2 separate regions of the Homo sapiens genome follow, and region 2 is linked to region 1. The links are chromatin loops, found by intact Hi-C in ENCODE. Cell type or tissue: mammary epithelial cell. All regions are shown on one strand. Links, peaks and the distances in the headings refer to the core of each region. The heading gives the core; the rest is flanking DNA. Region 1 has its middle 68 kb from the start of LINC02199. Region 2 has its middle 46 kb from the start of MIR4636.

The links. Peaks named below come from ENCODE experiments on the same cell type or tissue, not always from the same donor. Only the 100,000 strongest peaks of a DNase experiment are listed, where the experiment ranks them.
Region 2: it touches region 1 in a loop (2.5-fold over the local background); 1 of 110 quality-filtered maps calls a loop at or near these places.

The regions. Positions count from the first base shown.
Region 1 is chr5:8,899,562-8,916,315 of GRCh38, forward strand. No RefSeq gene overlaps it. Among named protein-coding and RNA genes, the nearest start is that of LINC02199, 68 kb to the left of the region's middle. In mammary epithelial cell, for the core only: a CTCF peak has its summit at 8,682; DNase peaks (open chromatin) are centred at 5,650, 7,200 and 7,760; H3K27ac peaks cover 3,554 bases.
Region 2 is chr5:8,999,714-9,016,467 of GRCh38, forward strand. No RefSeq gene overlaps it. Among named protein-coding and RNA genes, the nearest start is that of MIR4636, 46 kb to the right of the region's middle. RefSeq lists an enhancer at 13,906-15,105. In mammary epithelial cell, for the core only: no CTCF peak of the experiment used is centred there; a DNase peak (open chromatin) is centred at 10,378.

The DNA of each region.
Region 1 (16,754 bases), core at 4,351-12,350:
TCACACCCAAGAGAAGCTAAAGGAGACATAATAACCATTAAATGTAACATGATGTCCTATATCTCGGAAAAGAAAAAAAAAGGTAAAAACTAAAGAAATCTGAATACATAATGGCTTTTAGTTAATGATTTATAATATTGTATGAAAAATGTACTGTCCTAATGCAAGACGTTTATAATAGGAGATACTGTGTGCAAGAATGTGTAGGGGAATTGAATATGGAAACTGCTAACTGCTCAATTTTTCTGTCAACATAAAATTGTTACAAAAACTAAGGTCTATTCATAAAATTTATTTAAACACTTTAAAATGGGTAAAAGGTTTGAATAGACATTTCTCCATAGAAGATACACAGCTGGCTCATGAAAGATGCTCAGCATTGTTAGTCATTAGGGAAATTCAAATCAACACTGTAACAAAATGCCATCTCACATCACATCCACTAGGAGGGCTATAATAATTTTTTACGTGAAAAATAATAAGTGTTTGGAAGGATGTGGAGAAGTCAGAATGCTCATATGTTGCTGGCTACATTGCTGAATCTGAAGTGATGCAACCTGTATGGAACACAATTCGGCAGTTCCTCAAACCCTCAAACATGGAGTTACCACATGACCCTAAAATTCCATTCCTAAGTATATACCCAAAGAAATGGAAAACATATGTTTAGACAAAAACCTGTACGTAAATGTTCATAATAGTATTACTATAATAGTCAAAAGAAGAAAACAACACACATGTTCAGCAACTGAAGAATAAAACACTTTTTAATGTGTTCTATTGATGCAATGGAATATTATTCAGCTATAAACATGAGTGATGTACTGATACATGCTACATGAAGAAACCTTGAAAATATTACACTCAGTGAAAGAAGCCAGGTATACAAGGCCACAAATTGTATGATTCCACTTCTGTGAAATCTATAAAGACAGAGTAGGTTAGTTGTTGCCAGGGGCAAAAGGAGGGGGACATAGGGAGTGGCTGCTAATGAGCATGGCTTGTTTTGAAAGCAGAGTGATGAAATTTTTCTAAAAAAAGATTGTACTGATGGTAGTCCAACCTTGGGAGTGTGCTAAAAATAGCTGATATGTACACTTTACAGTGATAAATTTTGTGGTATGTAAATTATACCTCAATTAAAAAAACTTTTATAAGGGGCATAGCGTATAGGAAATTCCGAAGTGAGTTTATGGAGGAAAACAGTGATTACACTGTGGAGGTTGGCTTAGACTAGATCATAAAAAAATTTTATATCCATCCTAAACTAAAATTTTACTTAATTGAAAATTAAGAGAAATGTTTTTAACAGGAGAGTAGAATGATCAGGAATGAGTTTTAGATACTCATTGTCAGGGTAGAGTGACAGAGAAGGAGACTAGAAGCAGGGGCAACAGTTGGGGGCTCATTGCAATCGTCCTAGTGGGAGACAACGAGAGTGTGAACTAAGATGAGACAGAGCAGCTGAAGGGTCAGGAGAGTAGAGTGCACTGGCCACAGACACTGGGCATGTCTATTAAGAAAGGGGAAGAATCAAAGATCCCTGGAAATTCCTGTCTTAAGGCCTGGAAGACAAGGTGAATGGACATGCTATGATCCCAGGAGGGGCTTATGAAAGGAAGAATTATTTGGGTGGGGAAGTGAGTAGATACACTGTGGACATGTTGAGACTGAGGTGCTTATAGTATATCTGGGTAAAGATATCCAGTTGATGGTTGAATATTTCTGTCTATATTTCAATAAAGGTATCTAAGCTGGAAATATGATCCTACATCTATAGTTATATAATTATAATTTTATATCTCTAACCTATAATATAATTTTAAACCTATCATTATCCTGTAACTGGTAATTAAAGTCACCAGAATCCTTCACCTTACCAATTAAGTCACTTAATTTGAGATAAGTTATGTGAACTCTCAGGGCACTAAAATATACCAGACACAGACAAGTGTCAGGAAATTCACAGAAAAGAAACACTAGCACTGAGACCCCAGGAGAAGAAAACACATAATCTAGGGTTGCCCCATCCTATCCCCAAATCCACTGCTTGATTGCATCCTACTCTCTCTTCACCACATATTCTAAAAAAAAATTTTATGCTGATGCATAATAAATAGTGGGAATTTTAAACAATTTTCTTGTTTCAGGAGCAAGTTTATCAGCTTAGATGTCTTGGACATTGCCTAGATACACTGACAAGTGTTTGAAACTACTATTACTTTAGGGCAGCATATAATAATCTTACAAAGCAAGCCACACCTCATGACGAGATCATTTCTTATATAGTCCCAAGGCATGGGACTAAATTCCTGATTCTACCAATTAGAGAAAAAGCCTTTGCACCTGTCTATGTCTGCAGAGTGACCAGCTTTGATATGCATGTGTATGTTGGAGGTGGGAGAATTGTTTTATCTTATTTTACTTAATTTCTTGTTTCATCTACCCTGGATGCCTTTCTGTAAATTATTAGATATTCCCATAACAGACCACTGAATGACACATTATCATGGAATGAGAATTTTTAAAAATACTTTTGTCATTTCGTTACATGTAAGAGAATAAATTACTGGCATCTTATGCGAATGATGAAAAAAAGATGCTCAAAATATATTCCAGAGCAATTTATACTCACACTAATAAATCTATGGAAAAGTAAGACAACGTTGCTTCTAGAAAGAAGCATCTAATATTTTATAATATAATAAATGAACCATTCATTGAAATGAATATTACTCAGATAAAATAAAAGGTGCATAGAGGGCTGGAAGCCATGAAGAAAACAGCCATAAAAACAGATTATGTGGTAAGAGAGGTCAGCTTTTCTTTCTTCCCTCAAGCAATCATTGTATTGAAAGCACCTAGATTTCACCAACAATAAATGTAAATTTCAATTATTAGAGGTTGACAGGGGCCCATCTGGGGAGTCATTAGCAACAAAGTCATTCATTCATTCATTACACTCACACAAGTAATAAAAATGGATATCCCAGCTTGATTCCTGCAGTTATTGTTTTATAATAGAATTGGAAAGACAATATGACAGAGGTAGATAGGCCAGTGAGAAAGACCACTAACCTTGGAATTCAATCACCCATGCTCAAATCTCACTACTGCCAATGGCGTAAATCACTCAAGCAGAGTTTCAGTTTTCTCCTCCCTAAAATAGGTATAATATTTTTTGCCCTACTTCTCCTTAAATGTTGTTTTGGAAGCTAAATAAGACTATGTACTACTTTAAAAGTGTATTAGTCCATTTTCGTGCTGCTGATAAAAACATACCCAAGACTGGGCAATTTACAAAATAAACAGGTTTATTGGACTTACAGTTCCACATGGCTGGGGAGGCCTCATAATCATGGCAGAAGGCAAGGAGGAGCAAGTCACATCTTGCATGGATGGCAGCAGGCAAAGAGAAAGAGCTTGTGCAGAAAATCTCCCGTTTTTAAAACCATCAGATCTCATGAGACTCACTCACCATCAAGAGGACAGTGCAGGAAAGACCCACCCCCATAATTCAATCACCTCCCACCAGGTCCTCACAGGACACACAGGAATTGTGGGAGTTACAATTCAAGATGAAATTTGGGTGGGGACACAGCCAAACCATATCAAAAAAGGAATAGTCATTTCTAAAGTATGGTGCCATTAGTGTTAATTTGATCGTCAGAAGATGAGTGTTGGGAGTGCACTTAACCAATCATGGAACACTGTCGTTTCTAGTGCCGAGCATGGTGTACTGGATTAAGAATAAAATCAGTTACATGTGCATTTTGTCTTGCAACACTTGCTGTGGCAAAAGTTGCTTTTTTCTACTTCACTTAAGTTAAATCTGCTCTGACCCTCGCCTGCCTAGGAATTGGGAAATCCAGTCTCAATCACTATTCCTGTTGTATACTCACTGCTCCCTCCCCGTGCAGGTTGTACAAGATCCTGCTGGTCTGTGCTGCCATAAGCCGGCCTCGGCAATGATCTCAACTAAGTTCACAATGTCCTCTTAGAGCTGCAGACAGAGATGGAGCGTGTGTGCTCCATTAGAATCAAGGGTTTCCCTTCTCTGTGGCAACCATGGGTTTTTATCAAACACCTTTGAGTTCAGCCTCCTGATTTTGTGCATTCGATCACAGTGCACATCAACTCAATGCATCCCAGAACTTTCAGAATCTCCCATCCTTCTCATGCCCTAAGTTCAGAGACAGCCTTCTCTCCTATCCTGAGTCAGTCACTTCTGCTGCCTCAGCTCTAAGCAGCCATCTCAGGTCTAGAAAACTCAGGACAATGGCCTCCAGTGAGCTGGAAGCACAGAAACTATTTCCCCCTCGTAACTCATCCTCAAAGCCTCAGGCCTTCACAACCAGAAAGAGAGCCATTAAATAAAAAGGTAGGAGCCGGAGATGGTGCTGCTTTATTCTTTGATAATGAAGCTCTGGCTCCCGTACCATTTGCACCACCAAAAACAATTAAATAAATAGCACTAGTTAGTTTCTTCTCTCTTTAATAACTCACACAGTCACACGCATATAGAGACAGGCACATGCATATACATGTAATTTATTGCCTACTGAGTACCTATCTATTTCTTAAGTAGTTCCTCCTACCAGTTCTAATTTTATTCAAGTGGTCTTTATATTCAGGTAATTTATCAGAAGCAGGTTCTATCCACACATTCATTATTCACCATTCACTCATTTAGCAACCCTTCTACCACCCTTATTTTGTTCTAGATATTTTTTCAAATATTGATTCAATAACTCACAACCCTTTGTAGGTGTGTCCCCCCAAATAATCTAAACAACAAGATTTAGTCCATTCTCATTGCCAGTGTTGAGATCTGGATGGGAGACCTAGCAGCATCTGGGCCAATGAAATATAAAGAGAAGTTTCCCACTGGCTTCATGGGAAGTTCCCATTGCTCCCCTGGGAGAATGCTCAGGAGCAGCTCTCTGCATCCCCAGGTGTGAGAATGCTTCGAGTCCCGGGTCCTGATAACTCCATACTCAGGGAAACAGCCCTGCTCGGAACTGGACTGTGCCACGGGGACTGAAGAGACAGAGAGTATGGATCCCCTATGGCCCAACTGAGCAAGAGAACCCATCAGCACCAAGGCGAGTGGGGCACTTGTATCTCCAGGGTGTGACCTCAGGGTCACTTCTTTACTCCCTCACTAAGCAGTTAGCAGTAGGTTCTACCTTCAATCTGCTGGAAATACTCCCACTTGTTCGACAAGCCCTCCAAGCTGAGAGAATCAGGTTGTTTCTAATTATGTGGACAATGTACAGTGATAGAGATAAGTGCCTGGTAGAAGTTGACTTTACATAGCAGACCTTGTCCCAAAGAGCAGCTTCCCTTTTAATTATGGGCAGATGTTTCCATAATTTGACTCTTCCTCGGTCTTAACACTTAAGTAGGTAAGAAAAATTATTCCATGGGACATGGTCAATATGCAAATGAATGACAATACTCACACAATCAATTATAATTAAATTTATCATGCTTCCAGCTTTCTCTGATTTATTATGGAAAGATAACTTGTCAGAAGAGTTTGAACTAATTATAGAGTAGAATTTTGGTCTCCAGTTTCTTTCCCTGAGGCATTATTGAAGTCAGCCAGTGGCAGTGATTTAAAATGCATTCCATTTGGAAGCCTGCCAGAGGAACGCCCTACTCTTACAGAAGTAAGAGGCAATGAAACAACTCCGTATTTTCAAAGGCCTCTTTCAAATTGTATATCAGCAAAATTCCTGGAAAATGTGTTTAGAATTCAGCCACCAAATGTGTTGGTTCTTGTCTGGTCACATTTCCAAGGTACTTGTTGAACCAACACACATCTTCCCAAAGTCACAGATGAAGTGTCTCAACTTCCATCAGTGTAAAAAGGCAAAGTGGAGCTCACAATGTATGGCTTGTACCAATTGGCAAGAACTGGGGGCACATTAATTCTCATCTTTCCACCTCAGTTCCCTTTTTTTGTAAAATGGCAATAAACCTCTCTGTTTAAAGATTTATGAAAATTAAATGAGACTGTATTTCTAACACTAAGTACCATGACTGTCTCATAGGAGGTATGCAAGAACTATTTGTGTTCTCCTCTTTTTCTAAAAGTTCAAAAAATAACATTCACCCAGTCTACTATTCAAGTTCCTCCTGAACTGGGCTCCCGTTTACCCTTTAATCTCATCTTGAACTTCTCTCCTAGGTCCTGCCTTTCTCTGTGAAGCCATCTCTATACATCTTCCAATCACTATGCATTACCCCAACAATCCACGCCTCTGTCCTTGCTTCTCTCCCTGCCAGGCAGGCTTCACCCTCCTCTCAGCACTCACGGACCTTGGAAGCCCAGTTTGCAGCCTGCATCTTCACGAAGGCCTCTGCCTGCTACAGACTCCATGGGCTCTGCCTTCATTGTGAAGCGCACTTCTGTTCTGCGCCGTTCTCCCTCAGAGGTTGTTTCCCCCTCACCTGCTGTCCCACAGTGTTATTCAACTTCAGATGCCTGGCTTCCCAGCGGCTGGACACTAGGCTTCTTGAGGGAGGGAGGCACAGTATCATGCCCTATAACACAGTGGCCACAGGAGATTAGTTGCCCCTCTCTACCCACTGAGGTTTTACTCCTCAACTGTGCCCCACTGGGAAAGTGGACAAACTAATTCATCTTCTCTCTCATTACTTTGATAATTGGGCAGAGTATTCTTTATTAAACATGGCATAATTGAATAAGATAATGCCTTTCTTAATTTGAACCTGTCTATTTACAAATTACAAAATTAAATTATATGATCAAAATCAATATAAATGGTTTCAGAACAAGTAGTTTGACTTTGAAACTATTTTCAGAATGAACAAGAGCAACTGGGTCATTCTGCAAGTGTAGCGCCTTTGTGGGTGTATGCAACAGCTCGCCCTGGCACTGTGACAGGCCAGGCTGTGTGGCACTGACGTTAATGGCAAGAGATGGGGATCCAGAACACCTGGGCTCTAACCACGTCCTGCCACTAACTGGTCATGTAACTTCAGCTTCTTAATTAACCTCAACCAAGACCCTCATCTGTAAAATATGATGATAATAGCGCCTACCTCATAGGGTTGTTTTGCGTGGGGATCAAATGAGTGCATACACCTGGAGCGCTTGCAGCAGAGTCTCGCACGTGGAGTTTGCTCATTAACCCCAGAGCTCCGCATTGGGCAATGATGGAATGATGTCTACTAGGGGCAAGGCACGGATGATTCACCACCACAAAGCTCACAAAGAGGGAAACAGGACAGAAAAATCTGGAAACGGGCACTCCCTGGTATAAGCAAAATCCCACAGCTGTCCACCATTGACAGCAAATGGGTTCCCAAAACAATAGAGACTGAAAGTAGTAATTATATTTTAAATATTTTATATGATACAATTTGATTTCTTTCAATTTATATTTTTATTAGTGACACGATTCCTCTAGTGAACTACAAAACTTGTAACTATTAAACTTAAAGAGCAAACTGCCTAATCTTAATTTCAGTCAGATTATCTCATCTATACATCATGCTTTAGTAGAAAATATGTTAACCTGGACTCTAAATTCAGCATGAAAAGTTACGGCCACATTTTCCTCCCAAAACCTCAGTGTCTTTATTTAAAGCAACACAAACCGAACACCTACCTTCACTACTTAATGAATTTTTTGAGAGTTTGAATTGAAATAATTTATGGGAAAGATGTGAGTCACCTTAAACCACTGTAGAGGCACAAAGGCCTATTAGGAAGCTGAATTTACAACATAGAGTTTAAATTAAAAATTTCTGAGTCACAGGTATTCAATGTGTCATCTGTTCAAAGTTTACATAAAGCAAGAGGTTATTATTTTAGTCTGGTTATGATGTTAGCTTTTTGGAATTCACATTTAAATCAAACTGGACAGTAGGATGGAATCTGGACTTTTTTTTTCAAATCTCCTTCAATTATTAATAGATCGATATTGCTATGTGTGTTTGTGTGTAAGAATAAAACACATAGTCATATACGTTAATGTCAGCACTTCCTGGAAAAACCACGGCTTAAAAGCACGTACTTCTGCTGGAAAACATAGATTCAACAATTGTTTAACAGACTATAAGAAAGCACTTGATATCAGATTATTTACTCCTCCTACTACTCCGGGCGACCTGTAGCCACTTGGCTTTCCCTGCATGGGGTACCGTGGTGACAGGAGTGCCATGGCTGTGGGTTTCTCTCCCATTTACCTGCCATGACCAGGGGACATGAGAAAGGAGTTGGGGAGACCCCACAGCAAAGCAGCACTGTTCCTCTCTGTAACTCATTGCTCTCTCCTCAGTAGAGAAGTCGCTGGGGAGGTGAAGAATTCTTTAACCTCTATTTCCTCATCTATGGAATGAGGATGATGGGACCAGCCATCACAGAACAGAAGTAAGAATTAAATGATAATTCAGGGAAAAAGTTGTTGGAATCCTTCATCTCTGTGTTCTCTTCCCTCGGTGCCTCCCTGGACACAGGTCCCGTGACTACAGGTAGTGGAAGTATGCAGGATGCCCTGTGCTAGGTCTGGAAACGTCAAAAGGAGCATCTCCATGGAAAAGCTTGCAGTTTTATTTCTTTGTTTTCTGTGAGCGCTTTTTAGAGCTCCAGACTTCTTAGCGCCTCCTTAGGGTTGGCACAAGAGTGAGGGAGACATAGGAGCAGTTCAGCTTCTCTCCACCGGGGGCAGCAGAGAGTCCACCCCAACAACTCTAAAGTGGAGATATTTTTCCTCTGTAAGAAAGAAATTGAGAAGGATAGGTGACTTTCCCAGTGTCACAGAGAGAGTGCACATGACTCATGGTTGGCTGGGTTTAGACTGGATCTTTTGGAACATCCTGCATGTCTTTGGCAAAAAGGAGACCAGCCCACCTCCAGGCACCTGGTCACCTGGGCATGAGATGAAAGAGGGGATATGGGTTTGTCACTCCTTGGAGCCACAAAGCTTGTGCTTGAGGAGAGTATCTCCTTAGTTGGAACATACAAAGGGGCCTGTCCTTCTTCCTATCCAGAGCTTTAGCACTCTTCTCTCCAGTGACGTGGAACCACCGGAGGCATCTGAACCAGCTAAGGGATGCCCAACTTCTGTAGCTCAGAATGACTTGACAGGTGGCCCACTGGAGTGGAAGTTTGATGAACTGACCTCTCAGCAAAGCCATTCACCTGGTAAAATACTATATTCTCCATCATATAGCATGCCTTCGTCTTTGCCAAAACATTTCTTGTTCAGTACTAGTGCATGACTCTACTGCAGGGATTCTGTTTCATTGTTGAAAAGGAACAAAAGAAATATTCATGTAGTGAATTTGAAACTACAGAAAACTGGACTATTTAATGGTATTTACTTCAACATTTATCATAAAACAACTAAATCTATTCTGAATGTCATAAGAGGATGTTGTCCTGGAAAAATTTACTTTCTAGTTTATCTTATTTATGACAAGGATTTGTTGGCAGCAATGAAAGTCTTTCAAAACAAGAGTATAATGATTTGTAACTCAGCCGAGTTCAGAAGTCCTGGTTTAGTAAGATGCAATTAAAGTATAGATCCTCATTAGATGGTATTCCTCAAAATGGTTTACAAATCCAAATGGACAAGCAATTGTTTCATCCATGTATTGTTATTATTAAATATTTATGATTGAATTTTTGATTTAAATGTATCTCAGTTGCATGCATTGAGGAACACTTTTCATAACTGGGAAAAACAAATACTACACAATTTGGATATTATGATGTGAATGTTTTAATAGATTTTCAGAATACTGTGATTTCTCAGAGGTGATATTTATAGCTTAATATAAATTCTGAACACAATATGTCAGATGTGTGACATTAAGCATATGTACTTATACTTAAATATTAATCTAAGGTGTGTGATACCAGGTAACAGGAAGAGTAGATAAAGATATGTCCAGGGTGGCGAAGTTATGACACAGAAAACATAAAACCCCTTCTGTAGACATCACACAGAAATTGTGCCAACTCCATGGAGAGATAAGAACAGTAACCTTTACATCTTCACAAAAATGAGGCAGTAATAGTGCACAAAAATTGTGTACTTAGCGTTTGCCAGGCATCGTGCTAAGGATTTTACATGCATGTCTTATTTAGTCATTAGGATATTTTGGGGAAAGAAAGGCAGAGCTCAGCAACAGGGAGGAGTGGTGGACCTGGCTAAATGAAGTGGTACCAAAAAGTACCATGTTTTGGTTGCTAGGACATTCTCTACCATCCAGGAAGAATTTTCTGCAAAGTGAGAGTTTCTTGGTGGTCAGAGTATGCATGCTAAAGACTTTTGATTATTCTGAGCAGCCAGTAAATTAGTATGGTGTAGTGATAATGAGTAATAACAGAGAAAATGTATTCAGGAGTAGGGGTAATTAAATAGGACTAGGTCATAAAAGAAAGGTGAGGACTTCCTCCTCTGCAGTCAACTAAATCCTGAGGTTAGAAAGATGCATCAAGTCGAATCCTGCTATTGTTCTATCATATGTACAACAGGGTCAACGGTTAATTGAAGTAGAAGCTGAGGATTTTATTTTACTTTTTAAGTTTAGGTCAAACAGTGTTTCTGTGCATGGCTAATGGAGTGTTTTGGGAGATAGATAGTTAAATTGTAGTTCATTGCATATGTACCCTAAGGGAACACTAAATAAACTATACTCTAGGTAGAATCATGAATGTACTTTGAAATATGTTTAATACTACAATTAATACAAGCAAGACAAAAGTAAAACTGGGCCAATTGTTTCACCTCCTCATCCAGCTGGCCGTGATTTTTAAATATTAATTTCTTTTTTGGCACTCACTTTCATTATCTATAAAATTAGGGCAGTTGAATTATTATGTCCCTTTAGGAAGAAGATCCCATGGCCCTGAAACCTCTCTTCCTTGACAGAGAGTTTTATGAGTGCTACACAGAAAATGTCACAAAATATGTGTCCTGCTTAATAGGTGAATTTTGTTTTCATGTTGTACTCTACCATTCCCAGGAAAAGGAGATTGACACACTTACCTCTAAGGAGAAGTAATCAAAAATAGTGGAAAATGAGAGGTCTTCAGAATGGGACCTGAAGACCCCAGAGAGATCCTGTGTCTCTTCCAGGCAGTATGCAACATCAAAGCAAAAAGAATTCAATGACATTATTTGCCTTTTCCACTTTCATTCTGTTGTAGTTAGACTTGAGTTCGCTGGAGGATACATCATGTGATGTCATCATCAGTCTGATAACAGAATGTGTGTCTGTGTATTCATGTGTATTCTAGAGCATTCTAATGTATTACATTTAGAGTATTCTTACGTTCAGTGTCAGAGATTAACTAGTTTGTTCTCAGTACTCCTACCATCTTGTTCTTTCTATCTTTGTTTATACCTGCTAAATTTTCTTTAGCCTCATTACTGTTCAGTACGTAATTTTCCCAAATCTGGTGATTTTTCTTAGTTGTACGGAGAAACACAAGAAGCAAGTATAATTTTTGTCTCATTTTGCAATATAACTTTTTGGAAAACATATTTAAATTTTTTAAGTTTATTTATACTATTATTTATTTTAGAACCTAGTAATGTATTATTGTAAAATACAAGATAATTAATTTGTATTCTATTCAAGGATTCAGCATTGGCTTTAGAAGGGATTATAATACTTCTATCATCTATGTCTAAAGAGACTCTTCAGAGTTGACTTATCAGAGAGTTCTCTAACTTATTAAAGGACATACTCTACTAAAAAATGGGTAAAACTATATATAAGAAATTGAAATATGATGAAAGCTATTTTCTGCTGGCATTATAAATGTTAATAATTTACTATAATCTTATGCAATGGAACCTTTTGAATAATGTTATGGTACCAGGTAAGTCGTAGCATCACTTTGAGATCAATCAATCAAAGAATAAAGAAAAGGAAGTTGAATATGCTAACCAGAGCTATGATGAACTCTTTCAGATCCATGAATAATTATTTGTTACAGACTTGCATACCACAAATAAGAAAGCGAGGGCAGCATTTTCCAAGGTGAGCTATTGCATTGTTTTGGCTGAAGGACCACATGCAATAGCTGAGGCACACTGCTGAATGCCTGCTGGATGAAAATGCAACATAAGAACCAGGGCCACTTTCCCACCATACAGTAACTTGTTGATTCAAGCATTTTGCTGAAAACCCAAAGTCTCAGGGTAATATCTCGTCAACAGAATTTCCCTTTGCCTTACAAATGGCTCAATGTGTACATGTGGCGGGACTTGTTATTTTGCTTGCATTGGTCCAATATGAGAAACAATCATCGGGAAATATTTTCTACCATGTGAGTGCCTAACAAAAACATCAAGTGGTGCTGAAATATTCCAAGTATCAAATAACCATTTTGAGATACCTTGGTTTATCCCAGAATTGTGTTGATGTTTTTATTGATGATGCAAAAAGCAATGGTGGCTTATGGATCAAGGCAATGGCACAAAACTCTGTAGGCAGCAGTTATATTCCTCCCCACCACATACTCCCACTAAAGAAAACAAATAAGTTATACTTAACGAATGCATCAAAAATTATTACAATTAATGTACTAGGGCTCTCTAGAGGGACAGAACTAATAGAACTAATAGAATTCACATGCACATTTATTAAGGAGTTTATTAAGGAGAATTGACTCACATGATAACAAGGTGAAGTCCCAAGATAGGCAGTCTGCAAGTTGAGGAGCAAGGAAGCCAGTAGTGACTCAGTCTGAGTCCCAAAACCTCAAAAGTAGGGCAGCCAACAGTGCAGCCTTCAGTCTGTGGTGGAAGGCCTGAGAGCCCCTGGCAAACCACTGCTGTAAGTCCAAGAGTCTAAAGACAAGAACTTGCAGCCTGATGTTCTAGGGCAGGAAGCATCCAGCATGGGAGAAAGGTAAAGGCGGGAAGACTCAGCGAGTCCACTCTTTTCCCCTTCTTCTGCCTGCTTTTCCTAGCCACGCTGGCAGCTGAGGGGATAGTGTCCACCCAGATTAAGGGTGGGCCAGCCTCTCCCAGTCCACTGACTCAAATGTTCATCTCCTCTAGCAACACCCTCACAGACACACCCAGGAACAGTACTTTGCATCCTTCAATACAATCAATTTGACACTTTATTAACTATCACAATTATCAAATCTCAACCCTTTAGTATTCATCCTTTTAAAAATATTTTACCTGTTAAAATGAGAAATTCAGTGATTATCTCAAGATAAGTCAGTTGTGTGATTACTTGAGTTGCAAATTGTACAAGCCATTTTTTCCAGAAACCACCTTTTATATTTGAAAGAAGGGCAGACAAACTATGGTTATTTAAACATAAATATTTGGCAGATTTTTTCTTTAAAATGTATAAAGTAAGCCATTAGCACCAAGGGAAACAGCTGATAATACATGTTTTCAATGATAAAATCTGAGCTTTCAAGTGAAAATTAGAGTTTTGGGAAAGTTACAGCTGACACTTTGAGTTTGGCTGCTTCTTAATACTTAAGCCATACTTCGTATGAGATTGGAGATCATATTCACAAATGTGATTTTGTGTGCATGTTATATTTATAATATGGAATATATAAATAGACATAACATTTATAAACAAAAGCTCTTTTGGAAAACTCATTAATATTTTAAGAATACAAAGGGGCTCTGAAACCCAAAACTTAGAAAACATGAGTAGTCTATTGTTGCAGGAAAACAAGATCAGAAGATGTGAAAAATAAATTCTGGTCAGAACAATCAGAATAGAGATCATTTTCTTTCTTATTTAAATTCAGCTAAGAGATTTCACAAGCACTTTATTGAGGAGGGTCTAGAATTCTGTATTATCACAAACAGGTATTTTTTTTTAATATGGAGCCACTTTACCATGACTGTAATTGAACCAGTATTCTATAAACTGCTTGAGAAAAACCAGACCTCATTGTATGATGTGGGCTCAGACCAACCTTGGGAAACCCAGGCTCACCAGGCACATGGGTATCATGGCCACTGAAAGCCTAGATGTAAGTCCTGGCCCTACCCACAACCATTCTGTCACTTATACAAGTTGCACCCGCTGCCAGTTTCCTCATCATTAAAGCTGGCGTAATAGCAGCACCTAATTCATAGGGTTGTTAGGGCAATGAATATGCAGCAACGTCCTGACAAGAGTACCCAAAAGAAAGTGAAACCTGACAAATGCTCTCTGCCTGCAGCATGCTCGTGCCCAGAGTGAACAAAAACAGAAGATATCTGTGTTTGAGAAAAGCAGTGGTTCTCAAACTTGACTGTGTTTGAGAATCCCCATCAGGACTCTCCAGGCCCTTCACAATCTTATTCCTAGTTCTTCTTCCAGCCTGAGTTCCCACCATTGTATGAACAGACTGTGATCTCAGCAAATTCCCATGCTCAGTTGTTCCCATTCCTGGGCTCATGCCCTTCCATGCTCCAGTTTTGTGCAGTTAAGATGGAGCAGCCTTTCTGTGTCTGGCTTATTTTAGGTTCACCTATGTTGTCCCAAAGAACAGGATTTCCTTCTTTTTGAAACCTGTATAATATTCTATTGTGCTTATATATACCACAATTTTATTATGTCATACATCCATGCATACCTAGGTTGATTCCTGTATTAGTCCATTCTTGCATTGCTATAAAGAACTACCTGAGACTGGGTGATTTATAAAGAAAAGAGGTTTAATTGATGCACAGTTCCACAGGTTGTACAGGAAGAATGACCGGGAGGCTTCAGAAAACATAATCATGAAAGAAGCTAAAGAGGAAACAGGCACATGGGTGGAGCAGTAGGAAGAGAGCAAAGTGGGAGGTGCTACTCACTTTTAAACAACAAGATTTTGTGAGAAATCACTCACTACTACAAGAACAGCAAGGGGGAAATCCACCCTCATGATCCAATCACCTCCCACCAGGCCACTTCTCCAACACTGGGGATAACAACTGGACATGAGATTTGGGTGGGGACACAAATCCAAACCATATCAATTCCTTGACTTGGCTATTGTGAATAGTGCTGCAATAAACATGAGGGTGCAGATATCACTTCAACACACTGATTTCATTCATTCCCTTTGGATATATATTCAGAAGTGGAATTGCTCCATCTCATGAGAGCTCTAACTTTAACTTTTTTTGAGGAGCCTCCATAGTATTTTCCATAATGGCTCCACCAGTTTATATTCCCACCAATGAGGTACAAAGGTTCCATTTTCTCCACACCTTTGTGAATCTTGTTATCTCCTGTTGTTTTTTCATAATAGCCATCCTAACTGGTGTGAGGAGATATCTGATCATGATGGTGGGAGGAAATGGGGGGATGTTGGTCAAAGTGTACAAATTTGAGAACAAGTTATAAGACGAACAAGTCCTGGGGGTGTAAGGTACAGCAGGGATGATGATGGATGTGTACATTAACTTGACTGTGATAACCATTACACAATGTATACCTATATCAAATCATCGCATTGTGCACTTTGAATGTCTTCACTTTTTGTTTTTCAATTAAGTATTTCAAATAAATAGATAGAGTAGCCATGTATTTCTTTCAGGAAGTCTCATTCACAGTCAGAATCAGTACTGCTTTCTGCTGATGCATCGTTACCTTCTGTGGTTCCTTTGTTATAGGTGTATCTGCTATAATACATTTCTTTGTTACATAGGAACACGGCTAACACAGTACTTGATATAAAATGACATCCTATGAAATATTATTTCCTGAATTGAATAGATAATTTTTTTGTTTGTTTTTGTTTTTTCTTTTGAGATGGAGTTTCACTCTTGTCACCCAGGGCAGTGGTGTGATCTTGGCTCACTGCAACCTCCTCCTGCTGGGTTCAAGTGATTTTCCTGCCTCAACTTCCCGAGTAGCTGGGACTACAGACATGTCCTGTCTAATTTTTGTATTTTTAGTAAAGACGGGGTTCTACCACGTTGGCCAGATGGTCTCGAACTCCTGATCTCAGGTGATCTACCCGCCTCAGCTTCCCAAAGTGCTGGGATTACAGGCGTGAGCCACTGCATCCGGCCTGAATAAGGAATATTTTCTTAATAAGGTGGTATATTATCAGACAAGGTAGAAACAAAATGACATTCCTGTTATTGGTTTCCTTGATATTTAAAAGTTCCATACTAAAAGGGATTAATACATTGCAACCAGCTACATTTCTTTTTTAATCAATATGGGAAAATATTTGAATAAGGAGTCATGTCATTCATTTGATACAAGTTCAATACAATGACAGAAAACAGTAAAATATATTCTTAAACATTAAATGAGTAATAAGTTTTTTTGTTTATATATACTTTCAAGAAGCACTTTTTGAACTTTTGTTCACTTATAAATCTGTCAGATCACATCCAGGCCCTGGTAATACAAGCAGTCCTTTGGAGGCCAGTTTTTGTACCTATAGAAAGATAAAGACAGGTCAACTGAAAGCACTGTCTGGTCACCTTGTTTCAAGCTTGTTTGAAATCACATCAGAACTGATCTGAAGAAAATATTCTTCTCATCCACTTTTAATATGAAGGAACTAGTAGGCACTAGTTTCTAAAAACAGTCTAGTATCATAGTACATATGGAAATGGAGTGTTTTGTAAGATATAAATATTCTTGATTCAATGTAAATGCATTTCTTTTATTTGAATGATTTGGAGACATCGAAGTTTATCCTCACAGTCCTAACATTATATTGCTTATTGGAACAAGCATGAGCTTTGGACTAAGTCACAGGCAGTTGGATTCAAATTCTAACACTT
Region 2 (16,754 bases), core at 5,500-13,499, 100 kb after region 1:
GAAGGGAAGAAATGACCTTGGTGGCCTTCTTAGACCCTGTGGGAAAGGCCTCTACCTATCCAGTGAAAGTGTCTGCCTAGACCAAGAGGTATTTTAGTTTCCTGACTCGGGGCATTTTGAGTAAAGTTAATTTGCCAGTCCTGGGCGGGGGCAAATCCCTGAGCTTGATGTGTAGGGAAGGCAGGGGGCCTGAATAATCCCTGAGGAGTAGCAGAATAGCAGAAGGAACACTGAGAAGTTATTTCCTTGAGGATAGATTTCCATGATGGAAAGGAAATGAGAGGTTCTAAGAGGCAGGCTAGTGGCTTGTACTATAGCATAGCCTGCCTTTGCTGGTGTGTGGTGATTAGGCCTGGTGGAACTGTCATCAATAAACCAAGTGTGATCAGGTTGAGAAACAGGGAAGGAGGAAATGTAGGGAAATGGGGTGAACGTCAGGTGGATCAGAGAGATGCAGTCATGAGGGTCAGGTGTGGTATCAGGAATAATGTGGGAGGCTGGATTGAAGTCCGGGCCAGGAACAATGGTAATTGTGGGACACTCAACAAAGAGTGAGTACAGCTGAAGGAGCCAGGGAGCAGAAAGTATATGCATCAGGTGTGAGGAAGAAAACAGATTTTAGAAATTATGAGAGCTGTAGAGAGTGAGTTGAGCATAGTTTGTGATTTTAAGGGCCTCTAAAAGTATTAGGATGGCAGTAGCCACTGCATGGAGACATGATGGCCAGCCTAAAACAGTAAGGTCAAGTTGTTTGGACAAAAAGGCTACAGGACGTGATCCCAGTCCTTGTGTAAGTATTCTGACTGCACAGCCCTGCACTTTGGTTGTGTGTAATGAAAAGGGTTGGGATGAGTCAGGGAGAGCTGGGGTGGGGGCAGTCTCTAAAGCTGTCTTCAAGGAACAGAAAGAGGAGTGGGGAAGGATTTAGGATCTATGGGGTCAGCTAGGTTTCCTTTTGTGAGTTTATATAATGGTTTTGTTAGGATGGCAAAACCAGGTATCCAAAGGCAAAAGTATCCAACCATGCCCAGGAAGGAAAGAAGTTGTTGTTTTGTAGAAGGGGTTGGGGTTTGAGAGATTAGTCAGACATGATCAGCAGGGAGAGCACGTGTGTTTTTATGAGAATTATGCTGAGATAGGTAACAGATAACGAAGAAATTTGGGCTTGACTGAAGTAATGGGGTCTGTCTGTTAAGCTTTGCAGCAGTACAACCCAGGTAATTTGCTGAGCCTGATGGTTGTCAGGGTCAGTCCAAGTGAAAGTGAAGAGAGGCTGGGATGAAGGGTGCAAAGGAATAGCAAAGAAAGCATGTTTGAGATCAAGAACAGAATAATGGATTGTGGAGGGAGGTATTGAGGATAGGAGAGTATATGGGTTTGGCACCATGGGGTGGATAGGCAAAACAATTTGGTTGATAAGGCATAGATCCTGAACTAACTTATAAGGCTTGTCTGGTTTTAGCACAGGTGAAATGGGGGAATTGTAAGGAGAGATTATAGGCTTTAAAAGGCCATGCTGTAGCAGGCCAGTGATAAGAGGCTTTAATCCTTTCAAAGCATGCTGTGGGATGGGATTTTGGCATTGAGCGGGGTAAGGGTGATTAGGTTTTAATGAGATGGTAAGGGGTGCATGATCGGTCACCAAGGAGGGAGTAGAGGTGTCTTATACTTGTGGGTTAAGGTGGGGGGATACAAGAGGAGGACACAAAGGAGGCTTTGGATTGGGAAGAAGGGTGGCAATGAGATGCAGCTGTAGTCCAGGAATAGTCAGGGAAGCAGATAATTTAGTTAACGTGTCTCGGCCTAATAAGGGAACTGGGCAGGTGGGGATAACTAAAAAGGAGTGCTTAAAAGAGTATTGTCTAAGTTGGCACAGAGTTGGGGAGTTTTAAGAGGTTTAGAAGCCTGGCTGTCAATACCCACAGCAGTTATGGAGGCAAGGGAAACAGGCCCTTGAAAAGAAGGTAATGTGGACTGGGTAGCCTCCATATTGATTAAGAAGAGGACGGACTTACCCTCCACTGTGAGAGTTATCTAAAGCTCGGCGTCCGTGTTGGTCTACAGGGCTTCCGAGGCGATCAGGCAGCATCAGTCTTCAGCCACTAAACCGAGAAGATCTGAGAAAGAGTCAGTCAGAGAGCCTTGGGCCAGAGTTCCAGGGGCTCTGGGAGTGGCTTCCAGGTGAGTTGAACAGTCCGATTTCCAGTGGGGTCCTGCACAGATGGGACACGGCTTAGGAGGAATCCCGGGCTGCGGGCATTCCTTGGCTTGGTGGCCAGATTTCTGGCACTTGCAGCAAGCTCCTGGGGGAGGCGGTTCTGGAGGAATGCCTGGCCACTGTGATTTAGCCATTTGGAAGTTCTTGTGTGCTGGATATGTGGCTGGGGTTTGTCTCACAGTGGAGGCAAGGAATTGCAACTCAGAAATACGTTGCAACTTGGCTGCCTCTACTCTATAATTGTACACCTTGAAGGCGAGGTTAATTAAGTCCTGTTGTGGGGTTTGAGGGCCGGAATTTAATTTTTGGAGTTTGATTTAATGTCAGGAGCAGATTGGGTAATAAAATATGTATTGAGAATAAGATGGCCTTTTGACCTTTTAGGGTCTAGGGCTGTAAAGCGTCTCAGGATTGCTGCCAAATGAGCCATGAACTGGGCTGGATTTTTATATTTGATGAAAAAGACCTAAACGCTATCTGATTGGGGATAAAGAAAAAGGAACATTAACCTTGACTATGCCTTTAGCTCCAGCCACATTTTTATTATTATTATTATTATACTTTAAGTTTTAGTGTACATGCGCACAACGTGCAGGTTTGTTACATATGTATACATGTGCCATGTTGGTGTGCTGCACCCATTAACTCGTCATTTAGCATTAGGTATATCTCCTAATGCTATCCCTCCCCCCTCCCCCAACCCCACAACAGTCCCCGGTGTGTGATGTTCCCCCTCCTGTGTCCATGTGTTCTCATTGTTCAATTCCTACCTATGAGTGAGAACATGTGGTGTTTGGTTTTTGTCCTTGTGATAGTTTGCTGAGAATGATGGTTTCCACCTTCATCCATGTCCCTACAAAGGACATGAACTCATCATTTTTTATGGCTGCATAGTATCCATGGTGTATATGTGTGATATTTTCTTAATCCAGTCTATCATTGATGGACATTTGGGTTGGTTCCAAGTCTTTGCTATTGTGAATAGTGCCGCAGTAAACATACGTGTGCATGTGTCTTTATAGCATCATGATTTATAACCCTTTGGCTATATACCCAGTAATGGGATGGCTGGGTCAAATGGTATTTCCAGTTCTAGATCCCTGAGGAATCGCCACACTGACTTCCACAATGGTTGAACTAGTTTACAATCCAACCAACAGTGTAAAAGTGTTCCTATTTCTCCACATCCTCTCCAGCACCTGTGGTTTCCTGACTTTTTAATGATTGCCATTCTAACTGGTGTGAGATGGTATCTCACTGTGGTTTTGATTTGCAATGCTCTGATGGCCAGTGATGATGAGCATTTTTTCATGTGTTTTTTGGCTGCATAAATGTCTTCTTTTGAGAAGTGTCTGTTCATATCCTTTGCCCACTTTTTGATGGGGTTGTTTGTTTTTTTCCTGTAAATTTATTTGTGTTCTTTGTAGATTCTGGATATTAGCCCTTTGTCAGATGAGTAAGTTGCAAAAATTTTCTCCCATGTTGTAGGTTGCCTGTTCACTCTGATGGTAGTTTCTTTTACTGTGCAGAAGCTCTTTAGTTTAATTAGATCCCATTTGTCAATTTTGGCTTTTGTTGCCATTGCTTTTGGTGTTTTAGACATGAAGTCCTTGCCCATGCCTATGTCCTGAATGATAATGCCTAGGTTTTCTTCTAGGGTTTTTATGGTTTTAGGTCTAACATTTAAGTCTTTAATCCATCTTGAATTAAGTTTTGCATAAGGTTTAAGGAAGGGATCCAGTTTCAGCTTTCTACATATGGCTAGCCAGTTTTCCCAGTACCATTTATTAATTAGGGAATCCTTTCCCCATTGCTTGTTTTTGTCAGGTTTGTCAAAGATCAGATAGTTGTAGATACGAGGCATTATTTCTGAGGGCTCTGTTCTGTTCCGTTGGTCTATATCTGTGTTTTGGTACAAGTACCATGTTGTGTTGGTCACTGTAGCCTTGTAGTATAGTTTGAAGTCAGGTAGCGTGATGCCTCCAGCTTTGTTCTTTTGGCTTAGGATTGACTTGGCAATGCAGGCTCTTTTTTGGTTCCATATGAACTTTAAAGTAGTTTTTTCCAATTCTGTGAAGAAAGTCATTGGTAGCTTGATGGGGATGGCATTGAATCTATAAATTACCTTGGGCAGTATGGCCATTTTCACGATATTGATTCTTTCTACCCATGAGCATGGAATGTTCTTCCATTTGTTTGTATCCTCTTTTATTTCATTGAGCAGTGGTTTATAGTTCTCCTTGAAGAGGTCCTTCACATCCCTTGCAAGTTGGATTCCTAGGTATTTGATTCTCTTTGAAGCAATTGTGAATGCGAGTTCACTCATGATTTGGCTCTCTGTTTGTCTGTTATTGGTGTATAAGAATGCTTGTGATTTTTGCACATTGATTTTGTATCCTGAGACTTTGCTGAAGTTGCTTATCAGCTTCAGGAGATTTTGGGCTGAGATGATGGGGTTGTCTAGATATACAATCATGTCATCTGCAAACAGGGACAATTTGACTTCCTCTTTTCCTAATCGAATGCCTTTTGTTTCCTTCTCCTGCCTGATTGTCCTGGCCAGTACTTCCAACACTGTGTTGAATAGGAGTGGTGAGAGAGGGCATCCCTGTCTTGTGCCAGTTTTCAAAGGGAATGCTTCCAGTTTTTGTCCATTCAACATGATATTGGCTGTGGGTTTGTCATAGATAGCTCTTATTATTTTGAGATACGTCCAATCAATACCTAATTTATTGAGAGTTTTTAGCATGAAGGGTTGTTGAATTTTGTCAAAGGCCTTTTCTGCATCTATTGAGATAATCATGTGGTTTTTGTCTTTGATTCTGTTTATATGCTGGATTATGTTTATGGATTTTCATATGTTGAACCAGCCTTGCATCCCAGGGATGAAGCCCACTTGATCATGGTGGATAAGCTTTTTGATGTGCTGCTGGATTCAGTTTGCCAGTATTTTATTGAGGATTTTTGCATCAATGTTCATCAAGGATATTGGTCTAAAATTCTCTTTTTTGGTTGTGTCTCTGCCCGGCTTTGGTATCAGGATGATACTGGCCTCATAAAATGAGTTAGGGAGGATTCCCTCTTTTTCTATTGATTGGAATAGTTTCAGAAGGAATGGTACCAACTCCTCCTTGTACCTCTGGTAGAATTCAGCTGTGAATCCATCTGGTCCTGGACTTTTTTTGGTTGGTAAACTATTAATTATTGCCTCAATTTCAGAGCCTGTTATTGGTCTATTCAGAGATTCAACTTCTTCCTGGTTTCGTCGTGGGAGGGTGTATGTGTCAAGGAATTTATCCATTTCTTCTATATTTTCTAGTTGATTTGCGTAGAGGTGTTTATAGTATTCTCTGATGGTAGATTGTATTTCTGTGGGATCGGTGGTGATATCCCCTTTATCATTTTTTATTGCGTCTATTTGATTCTTCTCTCTTTTCTTCTTTATTAGTCTTGCTAGCGGTCTATCAATTTTGTTGATCTTTTCAAAAAACCAGCTCCTGGATTCATTGATTTTTTGAAGTTTTTTATGTGTCTCTATTTCCTTCAGTTCTGCTCTGATCTCAGTTATTTCTTGCCTTCTGCTAGCTTTTGAATGTGTTTGCTCTTGCTTCTCTAGGGTGTCATTAGATCCCTAATGATGTGATGTTAGGGTGTCAATTTTAGATCTTTCCTGCTTTCTCTTGTGGGCATTTAGTGCTATAAATTTCCCTCTACACACTGCTTTGAATGTGTCCCAGAGGTTCTGGTATGTTGTGTCTTTGTTCTGGTTGGTTTCAAAGAACATGTTTATTTCTGCCTTCATTTCGTTATGTACCCAGTAGTCATTCAGGAGCAGGTTGTTCAGTTTCCATGTAGTTGAGAGGTTTTGAGTGAGTTTCTTAATCCTGAGTTCTAGTTTGGTTGCACTGTGGTCTGAGAGACAGTTTGTTATAATTTCTGTTCTTTTACATTTGCTGAGGAGAGCTTTACTTCCAACTATGTGGTCAATTTTGGAATAGCTGTGGTGTGGTGCTGAAAAGAATGTATATTCTGTTGATTTGGGGTGGAGAGTTCTATAGATGTCTATTAGGTCTGCTTGGTGAAGAGCTGAGTTCAATTCCTGGATATCCTTGTTAACTTTGTCTCGTTGATCTGTCTAATGTTGACAGTGGGGTGTTAAAGTCTCCCATTATTATTGTGTGGGAGTCTAAGTCACTTTGTAGGTCACTCAGGACTTGCTTTATGAATCTGGGTGCTCCTGTATTGGGTGCATATATATTTAGGATAATTAGCTCTTCTTGTTGAATTGATCCCTTTACCATTACGTAATGGCCTTCTTGGTCTCTTTTGATCTTTGTTGGTTTAAAGTCTGTTTTATCAGACACTAGGATTGCAACCCCTGCCTTTTTTTGTTTTCCATTTGCTTGATAGATCTTCCTCCATCCCTTTATTTTGAACCTATGTGTGTCTCTGCATGTGAAATGGGTTTCCTGAATACAGCACACTGATGGGTCTTGACTCTTTATCCAATTTGCCAGTCTGTGTCTTTTAAGTGGAGCATTTTGCCCATTTACATTTAAGGTTAATATTGTTATGTGTGAATTTGATCCTGTCATTATGATATTAGCTGGTTATTTTGCTCGTTAGTTGATGCAGTTTCTTCCTAGGCTTGATGGTCTTCACAATTTGGCATGTTTTTGCAGTGGCTGGTACTGGTTGTTCCTTTCCATGTTTAGTACTTCCTTCAGGAGCTCTTTTAGGGCAGGCCTGGTGGTGACAAAATCTCTCAGCATTTGCTTGTCTGTAAAGTATTTCATTTCTCCTTCACTTATGAAGCTTAGTTTGGCTGGATATGAAATTCTGGGTTGAAGATTCTTTTCTTTAAGAATGTTGAATATTGGCCCCCACTCTCTTCTGGCTTGTAGAGTTTCTGCAGAGAGATCAGCCGTTAGTCTGATGGGTATCCTTTTGTGGGTAACCCTACCTTTCTCTCTGGCTGCTCTTAACATTTTTTCCTTCATTTCAACTTTGTGAATCTGACAATTATGTGTCTTGGAGGTGCTCTTCTCGAGGAGTATCTTTGTGGTATTCTCTGTATTTCCTGAATTTGAATGTTGGACAGCCTTGCTAGATTGGGGAAGTTCTCCTGGATAATATCCTGCAGAGTGTTTTCCAACTTGGTTCCATTCTCCCCGTCACTTTCAGGTACACCAATCAGATGTAGATTTGGTCTTTTCACATAGTCCCATATTTCTTGGAGGCTTTGTTCATTTCTTTTTATTCTTTTTTCTCTAAACTTGTCTTCTCGCTTCATTTCATTCATTTCGTCTTCCATCGCTGATACCCTTTCTTCCAGTTGATTTCATTGGCCGCTGAGGCTTGTGCATTCATCACGTAGTTCTCGTGCCATGGTTTTCAGGTCCATCAGGTCCTTTAAGGACTTCTCTGCATTGGTTATTCTAGTTAGCCATTTGTCTAATTTTTTTTTCAAGGTTTTTAACTTCTTTGCCATTGGTTCGAACTTCCTCCTTTAGCTCAAAGTAGTTTGATCTTCTGAAGCCTTTGTCTCTCAACTCATCAAAGTCATTCTCCGTCCAGCTTTGTTCCATTGCTGGTGAGGAGCTGTGTTCCTTTGGAGGAGGGGAGGCGCTCTGATTTTTAGAGTTTCTGGTTTTTCTGCTGTGTTTTTTCCCCCATCTTTGTGGTTTTATCTACCTTTGGTCTTTGATGATGGTGACGTACAGATGGGTTTTTGGTGTGGATGTCCTTTCTGTTGGTTAGTTTTCCTTCTAACAGTCAGGACCCTCAGCTGCAGGTCTGTTGGAGTTTGCTGGAGGTCTCCTCCAGACCCCGTTTGCCTGGGTATCAGCAGCAGTGTCCAGCCACCTTTTTAAGAGTAAATTGCTGGGCAGGTGGGGGAGGGCTAGTCACGGAACGAAACTGTAAGCCAGACTGGGTGTGAGGAGGGGAGGTGGTAGAAGGATTATAGGGTGAAGGAGCGGAGGCTGAGGAAGAATTGGAACTTAGCTTGGCCTGGCAACGAGCAGCCTGAGGAGGAGGAGAAAGATCAGATGGGTCTGTAGAAAAGGAAGACTGGAAAGACTCAGCGACACTTGGGGTTGGGACTGAGGGGACAGGCAGGAGGGAAAGAAGGATTTGGGAGGAATCACATTGGGAACAGAGACTAGGGAAGGAAAGAAGTGTGAAAAATGCCTGGACGTAAGGCACCTCAGACCATTTGCCCATTTTTCAACAAAAATTATTTAGGTCTCATAGGATGGAGAAATTGAAAGTGCCATTTTCTGGCCACTTAGAGCCATTGTCAGTTTGTATTGGGGCCAAGTGGTGTTGCAGAAGAAAATAAGGCATTTAGGTTTTAGGTCAGGTGTGAGTTGAAGAGGTTTTAAGTTCTTGAAAACACAGGCTAATGGAGAAGAAGGAGGAATGAAGGGTGGAAGGTTGCCCATAGTGAAGGAAGCAAGCCCAGAGAAAAGAGAGAGTAGAGACACGGAGGGAAGGGGTTTGGGGGTTCTTACCCTCCAGAAAAGTGGGAAAGGGGTCAGGGTGTAGAAATAAGGGTTTGGGGCACACAGATAAGATGTTGGGGCACGGAAATAAGGGATGGGGCAAAGAGATAAGAGGTCGGGGCACAGAAATAAGGGATCAGGGCTCAGAGATAAGAGGTTGGGGTGTGGAAATAATGGATTGGGGTACAGAGATAAGAGGTCGGGATATGGAAATAAGGGATTGGGGGTTCTTGCCCCCTAGAAAAGTGGGACTTGCTGCTAAGGGTGAAGGAGGAGGGGCTGAGGGGTTCTTGCCCCTCCCCCAGAAAAGCAGAGAAGGGGTAGAGACATGGAGAGAAGGGGTTGGGGTACTTGCCCCTCCCCCAGAAAAGTGGGACTTGCCACTAAGGGTGAAAGACCAAGGCAGGCTTCCCTGCATGGTCTGACACCTCTGAAACGTGGGTGAATAATCAGAGAGGCGTCCTTGCAATTTTTAAACACCAAGAGAATGCTGCCTTCCCAGTCCGTGACTGGCACCGGAGTTTTGGGTCCACGGATAAAACGTGTCTCCTTTGTCTCTACCAGAAAATGAAAGGAATTGAAATTAAGAGAAGGGAAAGATTGAAGTGTGGTGCCAAGATTGAAAGGAGAAAGAGGTTGAGGGATAGTGAGGGAGGTTGGAGAAGAGAGTAAAAAGAGGCCACTTACTGGATTTGAAATTGGTGAGATGTTTCTTGGGCTGGTCAGTCTGAGGACCTGAGGTCATAGGTGGATCTTTCTCACAGAGCAAAAAGCAGGAGTACAGGGGATTGATCTCCCAAGGGAGGTCCCCTGATCCAAGTCATGGCACCAAATTTCACTCATGTTCGTGTGAAGCAGGGCATGGAAATAAGGAATTGGGGTGCAGAGATAAGAGGTTGGGGTGCAGAAATAAGGGATTTGGGGTTCTTGCCCCCTAGAAAAGCGGGACTTGCCACTAAGGATGAAGGAGAAGGGGTTGAGAGGTTCTTGCCCCTCCCCCAGAAAAGCAGAGAAGGGGTAGAGACATGGAGAGAAGGGGTTGGGGTACTTGCCCCTCCCCCAGAAAAGCGGGACTTGCCACTAAGGGTGAAGGAGAAGGGGTTGAGTGGTTCTTGCCTTTTCACGCAGTTGTGCTGTAGTTATTGCATCGGGTCTATGAATGGACTATGGCTTCCCGGTGATGGCTTCCAGGGTGCCAATTCTTCCAGAGGCAACAATGTGATTTACAGATTTAGATTGCTAGGGAATCTAAATCCCTGGGCCATGGATAATAGCAAAGAAAGTCACACCTGTCTCACACCAAAGCCATACCAGCTCCACCTTTAACCTTTAACTGTTCTACATATTTGTGGTTCACTTTTTGGTTTTGTTTTGTTTTGTTTTCAAGAGAAAGAAGTGCTACTGAACAAAATCACTGTTCAGGAATAAAAGTTGTTTTTGTTTTTTTCTTTTTGTTTTGTTGGAAAGATAGCTAAAGCTTTTCATTGTAGGGCTCCTCCTGATCTTGCTAACTTCCTTCTTTTCTTCTCTTCTCTCCCCATAAACAAGCTCCATTCCTATCAGACTCACCTCTTTACTACCAGCCACTGCAACATGCCACAAGCATTTACATACCTTTTCATTGGCTAATACTCTTTCCTTTGCATAAAATGTACAACCCCGATTTTCAACATCTGCCCTTCAGTAAGTACTTGCTCCATTCCTGCGTTTTCAGGCAAGTGGCCAATTATTCTTCATTTCCCTCGTGATGGGCATAGCCACTTCACAATAAAGCCTTGAGAATACTTTTCCTTGATCATTTCCCCAAAGTTGCACAGAGTAGACTTCGATCTTCCACACCACATGAATCCTCAAGTAGTCCTGCACACCTGAAAACACTCAGCAAAGAGTGGGGCTGCTCACTGGTAATTAATAAACTCATTTAAGTTTGGTGACCTTGCTAGTGCCCTCAGCTGCATGAGCACATCTGTTCCACCCCAACCAACTCCTGCCACTCCCTCAGGGTGAACTGGGTCGGAGAATGTTGGCATGTCTGCTGGATATGACATGTGAATGTGCATGAGTAAACTCTGAATTTATGGAAGAATGGCATCACGTAGCCATGTCTTTGAACACAGTAATACAATCACTGCATGTGTAGGGAGCGGTTCTGAAAACCTTTTTATAAAAGCAGAGATGACATGGGAAAATGGCTGGATTAATGAGGGCCAGCATGATAGACATTTTAAACGTTTTATTAGGCTTTAAAAATGCCTGTGCCAAGGTGTGTTCAGCATTTATTAAGAAATACCCAAATAAATGCTTCTCTTTTCTTATTTCTCTTCTCATTCAGTCATATCTTCTTGTCTTCATATAATGGAGGTCACTTGTCAAATCAAGATAATTGGAAGAAGAAACACAAACTAAATTATTTCAAAAATGTTCCAGTTGTTTCACTTTCAAAACAATCAGCGAGGCTCTTTCTAGGCCCAGGATCATGGGTCTTACCTACATCCCTAGACTGATCTTCCACAATTCAGTGTGGTGGCTATCCTCACCCTCATTCTCAAAAAAATTCTCATCTCATGGCTTTTGGTCATCTGACTAAGGCCCCACCACTGGACAGCCAAGGCTGGATTGGCAATCAGCTCTGCTGCCTGGAAACTGGTGCCACCCCTGGTCACCAAGGTGGCAGTGGACATGGCTCTACCCTATGGGAAAAATGGAATCCATGCAAGAACATTCCAAATACTTCAGTATTGGCTGGTCATGAGTTTCTAGACTTTTGATTCTGTTATTGGTAGCTCTCCCTTTGGGCTGAAACACAATATGTAAAAACACATTTACATTTACTTTGTTTTCTAAAAAAATTATTTTTCCATTACCTTCAAACACCAGATTCAGCAAAAGATGCTCTGTATTTATGTTTTTGTGTGCAATTAAAATATACCAAATCATGAGGCCGGGCGTGGTGGCTCATGCCTGTAATCCCCACACTTTGGGAGGCCGAGGCGGGTGGATAACGAGGTCAGGAGATCGAGACCATCCTGGCTAACATGGTGAAACCCCGTCTCTACTAAAACTACAAAAAATTAGCCGGGCATGGTGGCGGGTGCCTGTAGTCCAGCTACTCAGGAGGCTGAGGCAGGAGAATGGCGTGAACCCAAGAGGCGGAACTTGCAGTGAGCTGAGATCGCGCCACTGCACTCCAGCCTGGGCGATAGGGGGAGACTCCTCTCAAAAAATAAAATAAAATAATAAAATATTACCAAATCATTTTAGGATCTTACTGCAAATAAAACTTGTGCCCTTCAGTTCCAGCTGACTTAACTCTTTCATATATTTCACACTAGTAGCCTCTCTACCCAGTAAAATGCTTTGGGAACTCCTACCATCCCCACCATCTGAAGTTTGGTATATTTGAAAAACTCTCCCATTTATAATTTCTGTAAAACTTTTGAAAAAATATTAATCAGTGAAAAATCAAACTCAATGATCAAATGGGAAAAAGCATATCCTGGTATGAAATACGTTTTTGCTGGCAGATTTTTCTTCTCATTCTTGAGTAGCTTGTGTGGTCTGTTAACGACCTTACCCTCCATTTTCTGAAGGAAAGTTCAGAGGTTGTATTTCTGTTCTTTTTACCTTTTATGGTTTCCCAACATTATCTCATTTGGTAAAAGAAAAATATACCAGAAAAAAACTATTACCATAACAAGCAAAAAGCTACCTGCCAAACTCTTTCCTTCTCTGATCACAAAAGCAGAGAGCCCAAGATAAACAACAACCATGACTACTGACCAAGGAAAATACATTTTTTTCATAATTTTTGAAAAAATTGAAGTACCTCACTGTCTTTTTTTCAACAATACAATCTAGTAATGAGAATGTTACCTTAAATGTACAGAAAGCCATTCTTCATAAGAGCTAAAAGAGTATTTTGTGTTTGAACAATTCCTTCCATCTTCCAGGGAAGCCAGGAAACGACTTTGCTCTAAGGAGTTGCCATGTACTCCTGTACTCCACAGAACAGAGCAACCAAGGATCTAAATGGAGAATCAGTCTTCACAATGGCACTTCTGTTATGGATAATCATAACTTGCTTGTGTTTTACGGAACCCTTAATCAATCCCCAAAATAGACTTCTGACCAACCTGACTCTCCATTTCCCTGCTATGGAAACATATCTGTTCTGGTATTTACTCAGTTTGAAATCACATTTCCTTTATTCAAATGCTATGGGATTTAAAAGAATGTTCAACATCCCAATTGCCACAAGGAGTTTTAATAAAGTATCATATATTTAAAGGTTATTTACATCATTTTTCAGATTTTATAAAAGCAATAATAACAATGACTTATATTTGTTGAGCACTTGCTAGGCAGTCAAGCATTTTTCTTAGTGTCATATGGATTAACTCAATAATCATCAAGATAAACCTGTAATCTAAGATGTTCTTATTATCCCCATTTTACACATGAGAAACTGAGTCATAGTAAATGCAAACAGCCCCCAGATCACCCAAACAGTAATGGACAGAGACACTAGCAAAACTCAGCCCACACCTCCTCTCTGCCATAGGATGTCCAGGTCCTTTGAAAGGGAATCATCCACAGCTGCCTTAGTCAACACTGGCATCCAATTATCCAGCCTGAACCTTGCACCTAGGAGTACAGAGATGGAGTATCCTCAGATTAAAGTCTCAGGAGCATCAGGAGTTCTCATTCCCACATGGTCATGTGGTTTTCTAAAATGTGATCAATTAAATGATTTTAGCTGCAGTTAAAACTTTCTCCAACTTTCTTTATATCACATATTCCCTGGAGGTAGGTGATGTTGGAATGGCTATGGGCATCTCTGGGAGGTTCTAAGGGGAAACTGAGATTGGGATAGATTTAGTTTAGGTTTAGAGAAATGCATGCATGTGGCTTGCAGACACTGCCACGTGCAGTAAAGTTTCTGTGGGCCATCTTGCAGTAGCACGGGAGTCCTCAACGTCCATGTGTCATGTCATTAATGTGCTGATGTGAAGAGGCAAGATCAGAGGCGCTGTCCTCCAGAGCATGGCCCCTGAAGTACGTGAACGGTAAAGCTAGTCTGTGGAGTTAATTATCCTAATCTCTTAGCTCATACATGAATGAAAGTTGATAGGAGTGTTCCAAAATTTGACAAAAATACCAAATATTTACATGTGATTATACATAACAAGCTGTAATTGATACAAATAAAAAACACACATTTACATCTGATTATACATAACAAGCTGTAATTGATATAAATAAATCAACCTTAATTAACAATTATTTTCTATTCAGGCAATAAAAAAAGGCTATCATATGATAGAAAAGTCAAAGTATACACAAATAAGAAACATAATAAAGACATGTCTGGCAGTTAACACAAATATTGTTATTCCTTGAAATTATTAGATATATAGTTTCTATCAGATTTTTTAAAGTGAAGTTTGTTGTGATTTCTTTTCCAAAACTAAAATCCACATTTCTACTGGACTTTTTTAGTGTTCATTTTATATTTCTTTTCTTTCAAAAGGCTGTCTGAATTAAGCTTCAGATACTTTAAAAATGACCTATCCCTATGAGTATGGGCTAAAAAATGTATGTGTCAGAAGTTGAGTCAAAATGACTAGAAGTTCATGAAAAATGTTGCTCTAAATTCAGAATCAGGCCTGCCTTAGTCAGTCCAGACTGCTATAACAAAATACCATAGACTTCTTTGGGAGGCTGAGGCTGGCAGATCACAAGGTCATGAGTTAGAGACCATCCTGGCCAACATGGTGAAACCCTGTCTCTACTAAAAATACAAAAATTAGCTGGGCGTAGTGGCATGTGCATGTAATCCCAGCTACGTGGGAGGCTGAGGCAGGAGAATCACCTGGATCAGGGAGTCAGAGGTTGCAGTGAGCTGAGATCGTGCCATTGCATTCCAGCCTGGTGACAGAGCGAGACTGCATCTCAAAAAAAAAACACAAAGAATAAAAACAACAACAACAAAAACATAGATTTAACAAAATACCATGACTTAAACAGCACTTAATTCTCACAGTTCTGGAGAGTGGGAAGTCCAAAATGAAGCGCCTGGCAGATGGTGTCTGGTGAGAGCTCATTTCCTGCCTTGTGGAGGGCCATCCTCTCACCGTGTCCTCCCATGATGGAGAGCAGAGAGAGCTCCTGGAGCATCTTCTATAAGGGCTGCACCATCCTGACCTAATCACCTTCCAGGTCTCACCTCTTAATACTATAACCTTGGGGGTAAAATTCAACACGTGAATTTGTGGGAGACATAAGCACCCAGTCCATAACTGAGCCTCTCCAGCTGGCACACTTACTTGTGAGTGTGTATTCCCCGGGCCCACTGGGCAAATGTGAGCAGCTCATAGATTCAGAATGGAGCCCCTCAAGCTGCTGTCCTTACCTGTGCAAGTGTGCACACCTGGTGAGCCCTTCTCTCTGTCCCTTGCCCACTGAGCAAATATCTCCCGAGCACCTTCTAGGTATAGGGCTCTCAGCAGGCCCAAGGAAGGGCAATCAAAGAAAGACAGAGGCTGTCCTTGCCTCCTCAGGCTTAGGGTATAAAGGACAGGACTTTCATCACAGGATCACACAGAGAAATACTGATAGCCTCAAGGATTGCTGGGAAGGAAAGGTGCCCAGGGCGCTGTAGCGGAGCCCCTTTCTTTTTGGCAACTTTCTCTTCTCTTGAGGAACTTTCTCTTCTCTTGAGGAAGTTACTTAATTACCAGAGCGCAGACTGATTCTCCACCTATCTGTCTTTCAGGCTCTCTCTACCGCTGTGTCTCTACCTGTGTCTCTCTCTCTGTTTTATTCTCTCCATTCCCCTCTCCTTCCCTTTTTCTCTCCCTCAGGCTGACATTTTAAAGGACTTCAGATGACTTTAAACACTTTAGGGAACAGGTGTTCAGACTGTGATAGGAAAGTTTTGATTTAGCCTTAAGCAGCCTTGACTTTGCTGTGTGACTTTACAGATGTCACCAAGTGATCTTCATTCTTACAGAGGACAGTCACGCCTTACTTCGCAACCCACATGGGCTATTACAAGGATTCCATTCCTTAAGAGATAACGTGTGCTTTAAAAGATTTAAATCTATCTATCTATCAATCAATCATTATATATTATAGTTAGTACTATCAAGGGCATGTGGAAATTTTAAAAATTTTTCTCTTCAAAAAATTTAAAAAGAAAATAATAAGCTAAATGTTTTAGAGAAAATGAATACATACCACAAGAGTGTGGGAGAAAACATTTCAGAATATGTGATCTTAATTATCTTAAACCATTAAAATGTGAAACATTCCAAAGACCTAACCCCATCTCAAAGAGCAAACTGTTCAGGAAATTACTGTCAGCTCCAGCGTGACCCCATCACTCTGCCCCGGGCTTCCTGTGGTGGCATAACTCTAACCACATTCTGTTATGTTTAATTCTTAGGGTCTCATTTTTTCTAATTATATTGAGAATTTTCTGAGAGCAGGGAATTGAATCCTTTTCCTATTTGCATTATCACTGTAACTCATGAATTTTAAAATGTTTATGGATTTGAACTGACTGTCTGCCACTCCTTGGTACACCCCTAGTTAGAAGCAGTGAGCTTTCCAGCATCTTTTTCCCATATAGCCATTATATTCGTCCTCTGGGGCTGCTGTAACAAAATACCACAGACTGGATGGTTTAACAATAGACATGTTTTCACAATTCTGGATGTTGGAAGTCCACAATCTAGATGCCAGCAAGTTAAGTTTCTTGCGAGGGGACTCTTACTGGCCTGAAAAATGCCACCTTCTCTCTCTGTCCTCTTGTCATCTTTCCTCAGCACAGGGAGAGACAGGGAGGGGCATGAATGAGTGAAAAAGCACAAACAAGCTCTCTTGTGTCTCTTCTTATAAGGAAATTAATCCTATTGGTTCAGGGTTCTACCCTGATGTTCTAATTTGACCTCAGTTTATTCCTCTGAGGTCCCATCTCTGAATACAGCCACACTAGGGATTAGGGCTTTCACATATATATGTGGAGG